Linked DNA regions of Mus musculus: region 1 is linked to region 2. A link is a loop called in an ENCODE intact Hi-C map of the cell type or tissue named here. Cell type or tissue: gastrocnemius. All regions are shown on one strand. Each heading gives the region's core, and the rest is flanking DNA. Links, peaks and the distances in the headings are about the cores only.

Evidence for each region. Hi-C counts contacts between places; a loop is a spot of excess contacts. Peaks named below come from ENCODE experiments on the same cell type or tissue, not always from the same donor. Only the 100,000 strongest peaks of a DNase experiment are listed, where the experiment ranks them.
Region 1: it touches region 2 in a loop (2.8-fold over the local background); 5 of 42 quality-filtered maps call a loop at or near these places.

Annotation. Positions count from the first base shown.
Region 1 is chr13:21,823,657-21,826,582 of GRCm38, forward strand. No RefSeq gene overlaps it. Among named protein-coding and RNA genes, the nearest start is that of H4c18, 7.1 kb to the right of the region's middle. In gastrocnemius, for the core only: no CTCF peak of the experiment used is centred there; no DNase peak of the experiment used is centred there.
Region 2 is chr13:23,618,447-23,621,372 of GRCm38, forward strand. H2bc6 (H2B clustered histone 6) reads right to left here and starts at 2,648. Exons shown (of 2, transcript NM_001177653.1): 1 at 2,470-2,648. In gastrocnemius, for the core only: no CTCF peak of the experiment used is centred there; DNase peaks (open chromatin) are centred at 1,416 and 2,402; H3K4me3 peaks cover 803 bases; H3K27ac peaks cover 666 bases.

The DNA.
Region 1 (2,926 bases), core at 95-2,594, 1.8 Mb before region 2:
GAAAGTAATACTCATTGATTCTAAAGAGAATAGATGTCTACACTGTAAAGATTGAATTTTGCTTTTCAAATTTATGGTTTTGCTCTAATATTGCAAAAGAAACTTAAAAATTATTGTTAAACTGCCAGTGTTCCATTGGCTGCAGTTTGATCACAGGCTCAGGAATTTTAGCTCACCCATATCTGTGATTAAGAAAAAAATCAAGCAAGTGAATGTCTGGGTCCAGCCTCGACACAGGGTCAGAGTTCTCAACTGGAAGCAGGGATATCTGCAAGGGGCATAATAAATATACACAGACTGCTTTTTTGGGTACAAGCTGACAGGCAAGTTTTCAAGGCTTAAAGTTTCTCTTCTCTTTCACTCTCTGCTCTCTTTCTCTCTCGCTCATTCACAGCTTGAGGCTGCACACACTCTCTCTGCATTCTCTTGTGCTCTCTGCTTTTCTCCTCTGTGCTTTTATTTTCTTGAACTCTCACGCCCACACACACCTCTGTGCGTTCTCCTTTCACTCTTTCACACACACTTCATACACATAACACACACATACCACATGCACTCTTCTTTCACTCAAATTGAAACAACTTGTCTTTTGGATAATGGTTGTCAATTTTGCTTTTTGTATTTCCTGTAAATTTATCCCATAAAGAATGCATCTACTACTATATTAATAGACAGCTCATCTATGGGAGAGAAACATGTGATTGCATCACATGTTTATTCTCTTGAGTTTCCCTCCACTTCAGCACAAATAATTGAAATACATGCTGTAGGCACTGTTTTTAAAATGTTGAAAAACCAAGCTTTTAATTTGCATACTGGTAGCCAATATATAGATCATGGTTTGCAATTGCTTGAAATTGTTCCTTTTTTAGATACTGCTAGTTCTCAAATTTTACAATTGTTTATGCAAATACAGCTCAAGTTCAGGAAAAGTACTGATCCTTTAAAGGACTGCCTTTGGACATTTAAGAGCTCATACTAGATTGCCTGGACAGACCCTTTAGGGCAACGCCACAGCAGATTTGTATACCGTGCCAGTTATAGGCCTTACACTGGAACAATTGGCCATACAATCTCATGTTTCCATCATCAAAATAGTAATAGCTTGAGACAGCAATTTGGTATTTCTAGAGAATGTGCAAGTCAAATTGTAAAGACTTGTTCTCAGTGTCCTCAATTTCTACCTGTACCACATAATTTTTGTTAATCCTCAAGGTCTTACACCTAATCAATTATTGCAAATGGATGTTACTCATATTTCTGATTTTTGAAAAGTAAAATATACACATGCGACTATTTATACCTTTTCAGGCTTTCTAATTGCAACTGTTTTAACAGGAGAAGCAACTAAAAATGTAATTAGTCATTGCCTGCATTATTTTTCTAAGCTTTGTGTTCCAAATCAAATTTAAAACAGACAATGGAGGGGGCTGGAGAGATGGCTCAGTGGTTAAGAGCACTGACTGCTCTTCCAGAGGTCCTGAGTTTAAATCCCAGCAACCTCATGGTGGCTCACAACCATCTGTAATGAGATCTGATACCCTCTTCTGGTGTGTCTGAGGACAGCTAAGGTGTACTCATATATAATAAATAAATAAATCTTTAAAAAAAATAAAACAGATAATGGAACTGGCTATTACAGTCAAGCATATGAGATGTTTTGTAGACAATTTAATATTACCCATATTACTGTGATTCTTTATAATTGTCAAATACAAGGTATTGTGGAACTTTAAAACAATATCATCTTTAAGAAAATAATAGGGGGAATTATATCCCTGTACACCACATTATTTAAAAATGCTCTTTTTGTTTTAAAATTTTTAAAAATTTTGATGCCAAAGACCTCTCTGCTGAGTGTCTATGGCACCCTACAACTAGGCTTGGTCACACCTAGGTGAAATGGAAGGATCCTCTTACTGGCACATGGCATGATTGAAATACTGTACATAATATGGGGGCAAGGTTCTGTTGATGTTTTTTCACAAAAAGAAAATGGATCCCAATGGCTCCTGAAAGATTTGTTTATCAAGTGGATACAGATCACAAGCCTTCTAATGATTATTGATACCAACGATGAAGATGGCTCAAAATCCTTATCAGCCAGCTGAGTTAACCTGGACTGTAGTCTCCACGATTACTGGAGAGAGAGTGTTTTCTATCAATTCTCAAAGCCACCCCCTATAAACCTGGTGGCCAGACTTTGTGTTTGATCTTTGCCAATTAGCACCTGAATTGAATACCTGGGATACTCCCACAGACAACTTTAATCTTGTTGCTTTTAACGTTTGGACTTTGTATCTTAACCAGATTGGTTGCATTCACACAGGATCACTTTCAGCAAGCTCAGCTGTTCACCGTGGCAGTTATCACTATGAAGACATGCATTGAGTCCATGTTCATATGTCCTTCGTGGCTTTTGTCTGAATGGGAAAGAAAGTACTTTTGAAGGCCTGTTCTTGAGCCCCTTTCGACCTAAGATAGAGACAAACACCAAAAAGCCATGTTTGTCCTCTACAACAGGTAAGAAGGAGACAAGGACATAAGACAGACATGGCCGCCTAGCCACTCTATACCCTAGAGGGGATCATGGACAACAAGTAAATCCCAAGTCCAGCTCACCTTAAAACAAAAACAAAAACAGGGGAATTGTGCCTTTCCCCAGCCTTGAGTAGGCTAAACAGACCTGAATTGTTTGCCACAGTTGGTCTTCCATTGACCTAACCGACCTAGGGTGGAGTCCTTGCCCTTGCCTCACCTGCACTTTCCACAGGAGCAGACTGCCTGCTGAGCTTGCCTAACACATAATCCAAATCTATCTAAAATAAAGGATGGGTTTGTGGGTTTTTCCTATATAAACACAGAGCTTAGAATTAAACTTTGAGCCTTGATCAGAAACCTTTGTCTTGGCTTCATCCTTCTCTTG
Region 2 (2,926 bases), core at 112-2,611:
GAAAGAGTAGCATGTAATTTCATGTGATATCAACACATAAAGGATAAAATTCATAACTAATTACTAACTGAGAATTAAATGGTGGAAGGAAATTGCAACTCAGTAAACGCTAAACACATACACACGCAAATATTTTGACTTAAAAACTCCCAAATCATTATTATGGAAAGGACAATGATGTTAGCTTTTCTTTTTCTTTCCTTCATATTCTCTCTTTCTCTCTCTTTGTCTCACTATGTGGTCTTTATAGGCTTGATTTGTAGACCAGTCTGCCAAACTCATAGAGATCTGCCTGCTTCTAACTCCTGAGTGGCTGGGATTAAAGGCCTGCACCACCACATCCTATGGCTTTCTTTCCTTTCAAGAAATTTATTATTTTTATTGTATGTGTATGATTTATACATATGCCTATATTTATATATGTGCATTGCATGTGTACCCCAGGAGGCCAGAAGAGGACCACCAGACAATGAGTACTGTATTTGTTAAGAGCTTATACTTCGAGTCAGCATAACATGATGAGCATCTTGTAATAATTTTCATTTATTTATTTCTTGTCTTGAAAATCCATCAACTTTAGAAAATTCTCAGCAATGATCCCAGTGTTTCTACCTCATACACGGATGCACAGTTCTAAGAATGCAAAGTAATAAATAATTAGTACTGGATCTCCCTGGTGCTCCAAGACACAAGAGTACCTTAGCAAAACCTTAATTAAATGTCCAGTTTAGCTACTGTATCTGTTGATTTGTATTCTAGAATGTAAGCCTGATCCAGAGCCAAGTTCAGAGCTTGAGCTTTTCGGTGTAGTTGTGCTTGGCAGTGTGAACTTACATTTTCTGCTGAAGAAAGATCTTTTGTCTCGTGCCTCAACATCACTAGCTCAAGATGCTGTTTAAGGCTCTACTTCAAGGTCAAAGTAATACTTTATGTACCAGAGTTTAGGCAGGGCAAAAGTCAGCTGTAGATCTTGGGGTTTCACACAGGCCATGTCCCTTGACCTGAGCAGTGTCGTATTTTGTAAAAGGAAAACATCAGTAGGATTTTTATTTGTCTATAGTGGTATCAAACGTGTCATTACTCAACAGTCTATCCCTACAACATGACCCTGTTATTGTTCGTGAGGGTGTGAGTTCGTGAGGTTCTAAATTCACTGCTTCCTCCATCCTATCCAGTATACTTCAAATTCGACCTGATCCATGTTGAGATTTTTTTAAAAACCTGTATTTGCTTTTCTCCTAGCCACACTACTTCTCAGCCTCTCTATTTCCTTGATTTATTTTCTCTGCCATCATCTCTTCCCTAAGCACAAGATGCCAGTCTGCCTGGTGAAGACACAGCTACATCTGACAGACCTGGATTTTCCTCCTTCTGGCTTCAGCCTGCTTCCTGCTTTCCAGGTGTAACAAGTGCACCACCACTATGGGCAAGGGGCACCTAGGACACATACTTGTTGAAAGCTGCCAAAGACGTGAACTAAGTAACTGTTTAAGATACAGTAACAGAGAACCTAATCATCCCTGATTGCTTTTCCTTCTGCCAGAGCATAATCTCTGCCAGTGGCAAATCCAGTCACATTGAAATTGGCCTGCTTGCAAAGCAAGCATCTACAAACAACCACATTTCTGTGGGAACTCTTGTCTTAAACCCTTTTTCTATAAGACACATACCTTATAAAAAGAAAAGGTTGTGGGTTGGAATGAAGAAGAAAGCAAAAGCTCCAATTGAAACGAAATTGTTTGAGAGTGCTCATTTGTGCTCAAGGAGAGCAATCTCGGGATGCTAAGGTCGGTTCAGTCTCTAGAAGAGGAACTTGGATACGTAAGCGCACAGATAAAGAGCTGCATGCTTAAAACATCTTTAGTTAATTTTAGTACCTATAATTGATAGCAAATTAACTATTCTGAACTTGTATGCCATGTGGATGTATGTGCCAGTGAGTGTGTGGTTCCCTGAAACCATTACGATCACCCTCATTTCCAGGGCACCACCGAGTTCACATAAACACAAGTTTGAAGCATGAGAACCCTGGCAGGCATGGTAGTACACGGGAATAAATTTCACTTGGGAAGGATTGAAAATTCCGGGCTAACTTGGCCTATACTTCTTGATCACATGTCCAACAGATTGAGAAAAAACAAACAAACAAACAAACAAACAAACAAAAACCAAAAAACCGCATAGTTTTAAGTTTAAGGATACTTGAAACAACAACAACTCATTTGTTGAAAGAATGCCTGGCTCTTTAAAGTCCTTGAAATCATTCGTGCAAATGCGCACTTGGTTTGTTTTCTTGGTAACAGGCTTGGTGCTCTGCCAGCTTCCTGGGCAATGCAGGAGAATGGCAGTCTGGATCAACTGAGATATGACGGTTACTCGCTTTTTGTAATGCGGCACGATGCAGGCAATGTGCTTTAAAATGTAATTGATGCCCATGGCCTTGGATAAGATGCTCATGTTGGGGCTCACCTGCTTCAGCACGTTGTACACTTGCTAGAAGCTCTCCTTTCAGTAGCGTTTGCGCTCCTTGTCCTTCTGTTTGTTGATGGCAGCTTCTAAGAATCCTTCTGTGGGGCAGGCTCGGACTTCGCCAGCTCAGGGATTGTGTAAAATTTAACTCCCTCCCTTGGGCACACTAAACATTTGGTAAAATACCTACTCCGTCACCAGTTAACACCACATTCATTTACATTACGCAGTATTCAAATGAGGTTAATAAGATTTCTTTCAGGATTGGGTTAGTTTTAGTGTTTCGTCACGAACAGGAACGTAAACGACACTTGAAGGTCTACTGTCTCATTGGCTGTCTTGTCACTTCGCTTTCACCAATCGGGACGTACGAATTAAACTGCACAAATCTGCTATAGCTAACCTATTTAAGCACGATCGCTATCAAACATGGGGGAACACAGAAAAAAAAGTACTC